Regions from separate parts of the Mus musculus genome. Here region 1 is linked to region 2. Evidence: chromatin contacts called from ENCODE Hi-C or POLR2A ChIA-PET data. All regions are on one chromosome and are shown on one strand. Each heading gives the region's core, a stretch centred on a gene start or an enhancer-like site at or near the end of the contact. The rest is flanking DNA. Distances are from core to core; before and after follow the strand shown.

What was found. A loop is a pair of places that touch in the nucleus more often than their neighbours do. ChIA-PET counts read pairs that join two places held with the same protein, here RNA polymerase II (POLR2A).
Region 1: POLR2A ChIA-PET joins it to region 2 with 24 read pairs in Patski. The contact joins the promoter of Papss1 here to the promoter of Sgms2 in region 2. A Hi-C loop is called at or near these places in 1 of 37 maps with a recorded cell type or tissue (Patski). POLR2A ChIA-PET finds 5 or more read pairs at or near these places in 3 of 5 experiments (Patski and embryonic stem cell).

What each region holds. Positions count from the first base shown.
Region 1 is chr3:131,561,707-131,567,941 of GRCm38, reverse strand. Papss1 (3'-phosphoadenosine 5'-phosphosulfate synthase 1) reads right to left here and starts at 3,174. Exons shown (of 12, transcript NM_011863.2): 1 at 2,959-3,174. The coding sequence starts at 3,018.
Region 2 is chr3:131,488,720-131,495,679 of GRCm38, reverse strand. Sgms2 (sphingomyelin synthase 2) reads left to right here and starts at 5,450. Exons shown (of 6, transcript NM_001379585.1): 1 at 5,450-5,590. Gm36753 (a long non-coding RNA gene) reads right to left here and starts at 5,164. Exons shown (of 5, transcript XR_003954556.1): 1 at 4,634-5,164; 2 at 506-4,115.

The DNA.
Region 1 (6,235 bases), core at 1,925-4,424, 75 kb before region 2:
AGATATGCCTTTCACCAGCTCTATAAGACGCAAATTGGTGAGAGGGGCACCAGCACATTTGAAGGGTTTTGTTCTTTCCCTTTTCCTTGTGCCAGATCTTAGCATTGGAGATGCTTCTGCTCAATTAGATGAATTAAATTCACTGGGTTTAGTTGGATTCCGAGGTAACAAGGGCCAGGTGGCAGCACTGAATTGCCCGAGACAAGGTGATTCTAGTTATTATAATGGACAGCGTAGACAAAAGAATGTTTATAATAACATACCCAGTAATGGTCAGCACAGGAGAGGTGAAATTTATAATGGCATGACTCGGTTGGACATCCTCTAGGCTCCAGATGCCTGTACTCCACTGCTGCTGCTGCTCTTGGTGGTCTGATTATTTCCTTTTCCCCAGTGTACAGTTACCCTTGTAAAAGGCCGTAGGTCCCTCTGGGGAAGAACTGGAGAAAGGGTAACAGCAAAACCTTTGAGTGTCTTATCAAGATCCTTCCTCAGAGGAACCTGGCCACCCCTTCATTCAAGGGGTTCTGGATCTGCAAACTGTCTCAAGTCTGGAAATTGACTCACTGGCCGAGATTGCTGTTTACCACGATCTAATGTAGCCTTTCTTTCATTTGGCTGTTTACCACGATCTAACCCTGTCCCTCCGTTTCCTCATTTATAAAATGGAGACGCTACATGTGGTAACTCTATGAGTTCTGGGACAGCACATGGACACATTCAGGGTCCTGGTTTTTAAACCCCACCCAGGGAAACACTGCAAAAACTCAACAAGTTAACGTAGATACAACATTTCAGCCTACCTCCCAACGTCCAGATCAAAACTTCAGGACCATCTTTTAATGTCTCTCTCCCTGTCATCGCCTCAGTCTAGTCTGGTCTTTCCTGTCCGTTTCTTTCCTGCTTTTAGCTAGCCATTCAACTGTTCACACCGGATTGGCCAACAAGAACACCTTAAACAGTGTGGCTATGTCAACCAGGCTTCTAGTCTGCCAACTTAATCCTCACGATGGCACAGTCGGTGCCTGCATTTCCTCTGCAAACCAGTCTTCCTGGATTGCCCGTTTTATGGAATGAGAACATTAACATAATAGTGCATAGATTTTTTTTTTTACACTCACACCCATCGGATGAGTTAAGTGTGTTAGAGGAGGTCATTCTTTTAGAGACTGGAAAAAAAGGAAAGTTCAGAAAAATTTAAAAAATTCTAACTCCATTCCAAATCTCCTAGAAAAATCACCCTAACTCTTTAGCCAAACATTTACATTACACAACCCTGCTCCACCCCATCTTTATCTCTGCTCCCCAACAAAAACTACCTTCAGTAGTCAAACATGTCTCCGCTCAGGGATGTAATGGCTCCACCCACCTCAGAAATATGAGGTTCTCCATAAACTCATAAAAACCCCTGGGGCCAAACTAACCTTGCCTCTAAACTGCAATAAAACTCCTATCTTAGGCCACTCACTGTGGCCCATAAAAACATATGCCCTTAACAATCAGTTGCCATGGGCAACTGCAAAGCAAGCCCTGAGCCCCATGGTTTTTTATAGCTGTCAAATATGGATCTCTACATTAGCAAATAATGTAATACATAAATGAATTAGGGCAGCAGAAGAGTTGGCTCAGCAGTTGACAGCACTCGCTCTTACAGAGGATCCCCAGAACACACACAATGGTGGCTCACAACTACCTGTAACTGCAGCCCGAAGGGGATCCTACACACCCTTCTGGAACATCAGGCGCGCACCTGGTGCATACACATACACACAGGGAAAACACTCAGACTCAAAAAATAACAAAATGATCTTTAAATAAATGACTTATAGACAGACAGTATTACTGAAACTTCTTTGAAATACTCCAATTTAGTCAACTTACCTCCCTATCCGTAAAATCCTGTTAGCAACAATAGTGATGCTGAATCGGAGTTTCAGAGCAATGGTTTCGTTGCTCTTTCACCTTCGTTATCTTCTCTACTCAGAAAGACAATCCTGAGAAGGACACACTGTTACACCCTCCAGTCACCTGAGATTCAGAGTGGAGTGACTGTCCTCAAGATCACCCAACTTACAAACAGCAAGGCGGGGGACTGGAGCCCACGCCAGGAGTCTGTCCCTTCCAACCTCCTAATCTCCCTTTTATCTCACATCCCTCTCACCTTCTAAGAAGTTAAGGTAAAGGATGAAAGAAGACAGTGAGAATTCTTGAATCTGACAGCAGACGTGGCAAATCAATGACTTCAAAAGAACACTAGCCTGAAACAGCGTTTTTTTTTTTAACTTTCTCCTGACTCACCAAGGGCAGGTGATGATTTACAAGATTAAATTAAACTTCATGATCCTGTTACCTGCGGAATAAAAGAAAAAAAAAATCCATCTAACGCTGAAGCAGGGCCTTTGCAGCCTCCAAAGTTGGATGGTCTCCAGCTTCGCGCTTACCATCTTAGCTGCCACCACCAATGAATAAACTACAGAAGTAAACGACCCTCTGAAGCCATAGCACTTGGCCAATGAAGCCAACTGGCACTCGCTGTTCAATGTTAGAAACTATTAATCTTCCCACACCTAACTGTCACCAGAAATCGAGTCTTTAAAAGTATGTCTGTGTCCGACATTCCAATTTAAAACAGAGACACAAAGAACCTCAGTCCTGCAGTCCCGATCCATGAATGACCACATTGTTATTCTCTCAGTACACTGCAACTCAGAAACGTAAAGACTCGGAGACCGACCCAAACCTGGGCCAAGCACACCCGGAACGTGCAGAGGCGCCTCCGTCTGCCTCCGCCGCAGCCCTCCGCCTCGCCAGCCTAGGGGACAGCTCCGGGCCTGGACTCGCCTTCACCGGCCGCCGCCGCCCGGGTCCCCGCCCCCGGCTCCCGCAGGATGCACGGGCAGCCCGCGGTTCCCACAGCCACCCACGCTCCCCGCGCTCCGGCCTGCGGCCACCACTCACCCAGTTCTGCGCGTTATTGCTCAGCTTGACTTTCTTGCACAGACTCCCAGGAATCTCCATGGCCGCGGAGCGCGGATGCACTGCTGCTGAGAGCCCCGGGGCCGAGCAGTGGGAGAGAGGCCGAGGGGCGGGGCGGAGCAGGGAGAAGGGGCGGGGCCTGCACCCCGGGCTCAGGCGCGCGCTGACGTGCGCTCCAGCTAGTGATCGCCTCGGCTGGAGCTAGGCATCCGAGCAGCGTGGAGGGCGGGGCGAAGCGGAGGCGCGGGGTCGAGACCTCAACATCCAATCACCAGGAGGGGCGCTTGAAGCTCCGCCTTGACCCAGGACGAGGGGCGTGGTCTGAGGGTTTGTTGAAGAGAGCCTTCAGATGCTGAGCATGCGCAGTGAGCGAGGCGGAGCGACGCCTGCAGAGCTGGGCGTGGGAGACGCTCCCTAGAGCTGAGGCTGGTAGGGGAAGAAGCTGACGTGGGCTCCTGCTGCTCTCTAGCTTTTCTTCCGCAAACACTGCACAGGCTCGATGTGTGCGCTTGTCAACTAGGCCGACTTTGAAAAAATGTTTCCCAGCCCTGCAAAAAGTAGGATTACTTAAGTGAATTCACCATTACATGTTGCTCACCGCTTTGCAATCCTACTCAGTGCACAATGTTTTTTTGACATCAACTGTATCTCATCAAGGATTAGAAAGTATTTGTAAGGTGACGCCTTTCCCACTTGGAGAGCCGCTTTCTATCAGGAAATTTCTATGCAGTGTTTGTTGCCGCTGACTAGCCACAAAGGGGCTTCTCTAGTACTTGCTACTCATAGAGGACTAAAATCCAGGTTCCCTGGTACGCAAGGCGGAATGCTCACCTATAAAGGGCATTTCCAACCACATATAGTCCATGATCAGTTCGTAAAAGAATGGGGCTGGGAGGGGGAGGCCTTCTCCAGGAGTTATAACCCTTCGCACTCATCCCCATAACTTTAAGCTCACCATAACCATAACTGCAAACATCCACAGTCTCACAAAATTTAGCTGCTTACTCCGCTACTGATGACGACCAGTGATCACACACACACACACACACACACACACACACACACACACATATCAATCAACACTTGAGGCTTACTTGCATAGCCTATTGCTAGCAAGTCAGTTCCTATTTGCTCCACTGACAAAGTCTCAAATTAATCTCCCTCCTCCACGTCTAACAGGAGTCGTCATTGCACAGATACACGCGCCACACACCACACACACACACACATACACACCACGCACACAGAGAGACGCACACAACAAGTATCACTCCTCTGCCAACCTCTCTGTTCTCAATAGTGTCAGACAGGTACTTCTAACATGCAAATCAGATCTTATTCCTCCACCATATATATAAAATGTCTTTATTGCTTGCTTGTTTTGTCTTTCTTTCTTTCTTCCTTTCTTCCTTTCTTTCTTTCTTTCTGGTTTGTTTGTTTTTGTGTTCTTGAGTCAGGATGTCTCTTTATAGCCCTGGCTGTCCTGAAATTCACTCTGTAAACCAGGCTGACCTCAAACTCGGAGATCCACCTGCCTCTCACTCCTGAGTGCTGGGATTCAAGGCGTGTTCCATCCTTTAGCTCTATCTAGGGGATTCTTAATCTAATAGTATATAGGACTGAATTTCAATACAATTCTAAATTCTGCTTATAGCAGTCACAAGAATGAGACTAAAAGACTAAAAATAAGGACAATGATAAACAAGAAAATGTGGACAAAGGCCAATCACATATATTTATGAAAATGTCATAAAGAAACCTATTCTTTTGTATGCACCTAAAAAAATAATTGTTTTCTTTTAAAAGATTCTAAGTTTCAGACTAAGGTGGTGGGGGCGGGTGCCACCCAGAACCAGCCATTTCTCAGAGAGCCCCCATTCCTGCTCAAGGGAAATAGTGCATAGATACAGCTGGAGCCATGGGAGTCCTAATTGACTAAATTGGTCCTTACAGCTAAACTCTGTTGAAGCGTTCGCCCATCAAAAAGGCCACAATGAGAAGACTAAAGGGACAGCTACAAAATAAAAGGGACAACCGAGTGTATTTAAGTTCCGGTGCTTATAAACGTATTTTAAGAACAAATCCTTGAGAGGTGCTGTTGAACCAACTTTTTACTTTGCTGTGTAGCAGTAGTGCTTTTCCAACAGTATGATAGTGCACCGTCCAGGTGTCCAAAAAGCAAGAGCCAGATGAATTCCTGATACCTAAGTCGAGCCACTGAGCATAATTTAACTGTCAAATCTTTGTGATGCAAGCTCGTGTCCTGGGCAGTAGTTTGAACACTGTTGAGTCCTGCTTTCTGATGTCATCTCAAATCCATGTTACAGAAACCTCTTCCAAGATAGGTTTTGCTATAGTTTCCCTCTTAACCAGAGACACCTGAGAGGAAGTTTTTCTTTGTACTTATAAATTATCCTGACCGTACTTCTTCCCAGTTACTCAGCACCCCCTGTGAATATGTCAACGATGCCAAGGTTTTTCTCACTTGGACTGGTGAGAGTACAGATTCTTTCTGGGTCATTTGTCCTTGGACATTTGTAAGTGGCATTTCACATTTATAAGTGGCATTTCTCTGACTGGATTTGGCTCCTTCCCCTTGCTCTTGCTCAGGTGGACTTTGTGATCTCTGGAGCTCACTTTTCAAGTCTCTCTCCCTCCATCTCTGCTGTTCTGTCTTACAGTTCCATCTCTTTAGTTCAGATAAAGTTGATCTCTGCCCTGGCTCCGCCTCCCTGGACAATGGTCGGGACAGCTAATAGGCTGGGGCTAGGACTTAGTTTACCTTCCCATTGTTACTGGAGTTTTACAGAAAGTCATTGGTTCCTATAGGCCCAGCAGGGAATCACCTGCCACAATACACCAATTTAAGTAATGCCGAAAAAGCAATGGAGATTAAGTCAGTGTGGCATGTCGGGGGAGGGGAATATATAAATCGTTATGGTAACCCCCAAGGTTTATCTTTTGGTAGTGATATGCAATTTTACCTTTAAGTAGAGGTTAAGTACAGCTTTAAGTTGGAGGCAGGGAAAAGAGTGTGGCTTAGGTGATCATTATCTCAATTCTGGTTCTGCAAGGGGACCAAAATCAGTTCTCCTTGCCTAAAGAGAACAGTCTGGTACCCATAAGATTTCTCTAGCTCCAGGGTAGTGACTACCCATCATAGATAGTTTGTTTGTTTTTTGGGGGTTTTTTGGTTTTTTTGGTTTTTTTTTTTTTTTTTTTTTTTTTTTTTGCATGTGGGATGTGGCCTATCCTTTGA
Region 2 (6,960 bases), core at 4,201-6,700:
AGAGTCCACTCTCCCTGAGTGTTGTAGCCGGTGAGAGGGAGGGTCAGCTCTCCAGAGTTCCTCAGCTAGTGAAGGGCAAAGCCAGCTCTCCACAGCCCTTAGACATCAGTGTGGTTACAGGTGGTGGCCCAGACCAAGGACATCTGTGTACTCTTTGTTGATAATATGAGCCATTAATTAACATCGACACAGACCCCTCCTGCTGAATGGCCATGGACCCAGACATGGCCCTCAGAGGCAGCATGACATGTCACAGCGACCTCAGATGGTGGGGCAGCCTATTTACAACAGGGTATTCCTCTCCACCCTTGCCTCTCCAGTTCCATCTTTCTTCATAATGCTCAAACTGTTCCTCTTCTCTCTCTGTCCTATCTGTACACACCATACTTGCACATTGCAGTGGCTCCTGCTGTGGGAAGGCCATGTGACTAGAGGGCCTCTGGTTGTCCTCTACCTGCACCTAGTGGCCTGTTGGCAGATGGGTCTCTGGGTGTCCTTCACCCACCTGCTCAGCATGACAGGGTATCAGGCAAGGGTGGTGGTGGTGGTGGTGGTGGTGGTGTCTCCACCACCTTCCAGAGTCACATGGCATGGATGCAGGCAAGGTTCTGAGTGTCTTCCCTGGCCTGCACCGTGCCTGGCATGACTGTGGGTGGTGCTCTGGGTGTCGTCTTCCCCCTGCGCTGTGTTTTGTGAGCAGCCATGAGTCTCTGTATTCGCCACGGTTCATTGCCAAGAAATGCTTCCAGGGTTAAGGCTGAGGGAATCATTTGTTTAAAGGTATAAACGCAGATATTTAGAAGTCAGTTAACACTGTGTAAACTCAATGCAACAAAACAGTGAGTTCCCCCTTAGGTCTAATGATATGTGGTTTTGATGGGTTTAACATACCAAGCACCGGTTCCCTCCTGAGGGTCTCAAACCCAATCAGAGAGCATTTGGTTACCCCATGGTAGCCGTGCCACCATTACACACCTCGCCTGGCAGGTTAGTTTTGATGTGCCCAGGGTTCACAGCTAAGTCAGACCAATGATGCCCCTTTTCCTCCTGCAGCCTGCACAGTCCCTTCTGGCACCGTAAAACATCCCACCAGGGAGGAAGGGTTCATTTCATTCTAGAGTGATTACTCTATTTGCAACTGAGGTGTGTAGTATCTTTAGCTATAGAGCCTTGTCACCTAGTTCTTGGCAAGAGCCTATGCTGTCTTGGGGGCCTCTGGAGCCTCCCTGAGTATCAAATCATATGAAGGTGTCTCTCCTGCTAGTGAGATCTTTTTTGTTTTTAAGTAACTCTCAGCTTCTGGGGGCAGCATTACCCAACCACTCAGAGTATCTCCCTTCTGATTATTTAACCCCCTCCCCTGAAAAAAAAAAAAACACTATGCTTTTTAATTGAGTTACAAGACAACAGATTTCCGTGGGGCTTTTCCACACAGCCTTTATTTGTGTTATGCTTCTCTTGACCTCCTTATCCAGCTCCCATCCCCACACTCCTCTCCCTGCCTAAACCTTTTACTCCCCAGCAGTCTCCCTCTCTGCTTTCATTTTTATGGTCTGCTCCTCCTCCTCCTCCTCCTCCCTTAAGGCACCGCTCCACCAAAGGTTCCTTTGTGGAACTGGCCACAGGGAACATGTGGCGGTCAGAGGACAACTCTCTACTTCCACGATGTGGATCTCAGGATATGACCTCCGGTTATCAGGATGAGCAGCAAGCACCTTTGTTCACTGAGCTATCCCCACAGCCCTTTAGTTTTTGTTTTTGTTTTGTTTTGTTTGAACCTGAGACTGCTTTCTAAGGTGTCCTCACTGTTTATCCCCCTCAGAAGAATGCATAAGGTAGACCTATATTATTCCTCCCCACCCCCGCTGGTTATGTAATGTTCCATAGCAGAATTCTCTTCTCCTTTGTTCCTTGTGGTTCCTCATTACTTTATCTCTTTAACAATTATATGCCAGGCAGAATAGGGGGCATTAGGTAAGTTACAAAAGACAATTTGATAAACATTCCCAAATAATGAGAAAGAGAGAGAGAGAGAGAGAGAAGAAAGGTAAGGAAAGAAAGAAAGGAGGGAGGGAGGAAGGAAGGGAGGGAGGAAGGAAGGGAGGGAGGGAGGAAGGAGGGAGGGAGAGAGGAAAGAGAAACTGCCTTTTCTATTGCTTAGACATGCTGAGAAAGTACATAGGACGATCCTTAGATAAACAACCATGGGCACCAAGTGGAAATTCGATAAAATTTCACTGGTTAAATACCTGACTCTGGGTATGTTGAAAGCAGAAGATTAAATAAACGAGGAGAAAACTACTATTTTTCCCTGCGTTAATCAGTTTGTTTTATCAAACCAAAGAAATATTTGTTAAGAGCTGATTTACGGTGTGCTCTTGCTTCAAAAAGGAACTGACAGGAACCTGTTTACCTACGAGCTGTCCTCTCTTCTCAACCCCTCTCCAGATAGGTCTCACTATGTAGCCCAGGCTGACTCTGACTGCTTGATCCTAACAATCCCACACAGGGCTCAGATTACAGCTCTGTAGCACCACACCCAGGCCTACCACCACCCTTTCAGAGAAGCCAATGTAGTCATTTGTCTTCCTTAGTTGGGATCCAACTCACAACCTAGCTGGACATTGTCACTGAGCTTCATTTCCATCGCCGTTCTCTCCTTTAGAAAGGTCACCAACATCATTTATCCTTTAAAGATTTATGTGTGTAGGTGCTTTGCCTGGTGCCTGTGCAAGCCAGAAAAGGGGTGTCGGGTCCCCTAAACTGGAGTCACAGATGGTTGTTGAGTCGCCATACAGGTGCTAGAAATTGAACCTGGGTCTTCTGTAAAAGCAGCCAGTGCTCTTAACCGCTGAGCCATCTGTTCAGCCCAAACAAACAGCATTTTAAAAGATGATGAACCATGGATTTAGTAAACTTTAGTAGGTTAGAAAGAAAGAAAGAAAGAAAGAAAGAAAGAAAGAAAGAAAGAAAGAAAGAAAGAAGAAACCTCTTTCAGTGAAAAGAAACTGTTAAAACAAGGGCATTTAGATAAATAATTTGCTTTCTTTTTACATTTTTATTTTTATGCTATAGGTGTTTTCGTGCATCCTGTGTATGCAGGGCCCATAGAAGCCAGAAGAGGGCATTGGATCCCTTGGGACAAGAGTGATAGACAGTTGTAAGCTGCCCCATGAGTGCTGGGAATTGAAACCCACCCCTTCCCCTGGAAGAGCAGCCAGTACTCTCTCCAACCCCAGAATCTGCTGTTTTAAAAGTCAGTGAACATCACAGAAAAACTACACCGAGCTCCTTCAGAAACTCGCTCTTACCTGTTTGTCTTTTGTTTGTTTGAGAGTTTTGGAGTCAGGCAGGGTCTTATGTAGCTCAGATTGACCTGAGGTCCCTATATGGAGGAGAGCAGTCTTGAACTCCCGATGCTCCTGACTCTGGCTCCCAAAAGCGAGAATTATGGGAGTGTTTCAGCACTCCCAGTTTTATTTTTCTGTAAATGGCATGACAGAATAGGCAACTGAAGCACAAAGGACCACATGTTCCTAGTTCTCCATTTAACAGTTTTCGGCACAGAGGTCTATGTAGAATCTATAGCAATCATATCCTGCAACGGTACACCCAGGGCTGAGGGCTTTGGGGCTCTTAAAACTTCACCCATGTACACAGTTCAAAAATCCTACAGCGTCGTTTTCCTCAGGTCTTTACTTAGGTTTAAGTATATAGGTATACTTATATTAGGTATATATCTCCATAATGTAAAAATATTTGAATTATGAAGTAGGAGGTAGGTGGGTTGTTCACCCAGATTCACCTACATAGAATCTTGACCCTCTCTGCACCCACGGATCAAGACACTAAACTTCTGAATTACATCTGTGGTTGTCTGGGGGGGAAAAAATGTTAGTTCAAATTTCTATTTACTTGGTCAGCATGCTAGCAAGCCAATCCATTTCTATTGCCTTCTGGGCAAAATGCCTAGGTTTTGTAAAAGTAAAAAGGAACTCCTCATTGCAAAGGAAAAATAAACCCAAGGAAAACAAATTTATTTGTTGATGCTCTTTTCTGGGTTCCTACCTTTCTGTAACTTGAAAACAAGTGCGCTCCCCACAATGAAGTCTAACCTGTGGTTAATTGCAGGAGAGGTTAACTTAAACTTCTGGATTGTGACATCATCTGTGACCTGCCACCTTGGCACCTCCCCTCCAAAGTTCTATTTTGCTGCCATTGGGTTTAATGATTATTGACACAAATGATACCCACACAAAACACCAGAAATGCTTATTGTTGTTTTTGTGGATTATGTTAACTCCCATAGGACAGTCTGTACAATCCTACACGTTCAAACTTAAAACCAGAAGGGAAGTAGGCAATGCAATAAAAAGCATTTCTATCAATTAAACTCATTGGAGGTTTAGCCAGCTGCCTGGATGCCTAGTGACACCCTCCAAAACGACCGTGGTTGACTGAAAACTGCTACAAGGTGTGGAAACGACTCCAAAGAAATGCTGATCCTTGGCCATTTTTAGACAGAAGCAACCCTTCCTGCAACCTAATTGGTAAGATCAGCCGGGGCCGGGGATGGGGGTTGGGGGGCACACACACATATGGACACTTGTGCCCCAAGGCAACAGAAACGCACAGGTTCATTTAAGTGGAGAGTCACTCTTTCAGAGTCATTCTGGTTCCGGTTTCTCATCCTTGCCAGGACGCAATTCACCTAACGGAGCAAATGACAAGGTGGGTAGCATCATTAGTCTCACTAACCGGGAACAAGCACCCTTCCAGCTCACCTAGAGGTGCCACCAGGCCCGTGGTGACTAACCTCGCCAAGCGGTCTTGTGATGTTTGGAAACCTACCCCCTCGACCTAGGCGGGGCACCACCCCTTGAGTCAGCGGGTGCCCCTGGCCCGCACACGTCGTTATTAGGAAGCAGTTTCCGAAACCCGAGGAGGTGCGGAGGTGGCTTATCCCTTCCCTGCCCCACCCCTGAAAGTTGCTGGGAGCGGCACCTAGAGAACTTTCCCAGATTGATCCCCGCCCGCGTTCAGGGAGGTCTGCCCGGCTCTGCGCTCAGCCTGCGGCCGGGAGCCACCTCGTGCTGCCTGCCAAGCCCCTCCTTCGCCGCATCTTGTAGGGCCGCAGAGGGGAGGGAGGGTCGGTCGGCCAGCTGGGATCGCCTCCCCGAAGAAGTCGCACCGGTTTTTCGAGCTCGGCTAGGCGTCCGGAGAGACTCGGTCGCCGGGAGTCGCGGGAGCCCGCGGGAGCCTCGGGCCCGGGGTGAGTCACGGCTGGGAGCAGGAGAGGGCTGGCGAGAGTGCGAGAATGAATGATGTCAGGGCGCGGGCTGGGGAGGAGGGCGGGCCCGCGGTAAACAGAGCTGCGCGCTGCCCCGGGCTCCGCCGGCCGGAGACCCCGCCCTCGGCGCCGCCGGAGCCGCCCGGAGCCCGGCCCGCTGCGGCGCCCGGACTGCGGCCTGGGGCGGAGCGGCTACCTATGCGGGCGAGACCCGCGCAAAGTTTGCAGCTCTCGGGCCCGGTCCCCCGGGTCCTCTGCGCCCAGCGAGCGCCCCCGGCGTGCGAGCACCGGCTGCGAGCGGTGAGCGCCGGGCCGGGAGGAGGATGGGCTGCGGGCTGCGCGTCCTGCGGAGCGCGCGGGGACGTGGCTCCAGTGGGGGACGTGGCTCTGGTCGCCACCGCCTCCCCACAGGCCGCCCCGCCCCGGGCATCCTTGCTCAGTTTTCATCTGCTGGGGGTCAGCTGGTGGCTGTCTCTCCTCCCAGCCTGCTGCTCATTCATTTGCGACCCATTTTCGGATACTTGGTGATGGTGTTGAAATGGCACAGGTTAAACCGTAGATTGTGCAGTGCCGCTCTGGGGGGTCAGGGTTGAAGTTCGAGTGGTGGAGGAGAGGCTGCCACACGCTGACAAGCTGTGCACAAGACCAGCTCCAGGCTGCCCAACAGGACCTTTGGCGTTCAGACCCGCGCCCCTTAAGGAAGGGAGATTCGATTTGTCAGCACAGAGAGGTGGGAGTGGACCTTACCCCGTCACAATCTGTGGGTCCGGTGATCGTTCTGTCTCAGAAGCAAATAGTTCAAATGCTATATCCTGTAATCTTTTATTAATCCGCCGTTCCTCTATTTCCAAGACTTGCTTATTTCTAAAATGACCTTAAATTATTTTGACATGTGTTTGAAATACTGAAGAGGCTCAACTCTTTTTGTCAGTGTGTTCGCGTGAACTTTGAATCCTTTAACTGTTCAGTTCTTTGGTTTCACCTCGGTTATGTTAACCATCCCGAACAGGTAAAAATGGCATTAGGACTACCTTAGACAATAGCAACGATTAAGTAAGGATTAATGAGGTTAGTAATTAAGGCTGGAAAGTACAAAAGTCTGAACGTAAACCTCTTTCATCAAAGCAAACTTCAATAAATTTTAACTCTTGACCTGTAAATAATAGCAAGTTCCAGTTGGCTTAGGTAAATGCCAGCTTCCTTCTGACAGATCTGGCGGGCCCAGGTTAGCACGTGAAATATTGTTGTCTACTCCCTTAGAGTGGGAAGGGAGGTTTCCAGGAAGTTAAACGTTGCAGGTGGATACCTAAGAAGGTTTTGTCCCCACCCTCTGTCCTGGGAGCTACTAAATGTTTAAGAGACATCAAAGCAGCTGGACACACAGAGAATGAGAGGCCTGGACTCTGCAGAAGGTATTTGTAGCGAACTCTTTACCATTTCTTCCTCTCCTCTCCTCTCCTCTCCTCTCCTCTCCTCTCCTCTCCTCTCCTCTCCTCTCCTCTCCTCTCCTCTCCTCTCCTTTCCTAGAAGCAAGCAAAGTTCATTTTTGTTTTTGTTTTTATAGACCATATTCCTTGGTCCACTGATAGAGTCGTGTTTCATAGCGATCTCCTAAGTAAAGGAGTTGTTTTTTAAAAGCAAGTTAATATTTAATTTACTGTTCGTTTCAT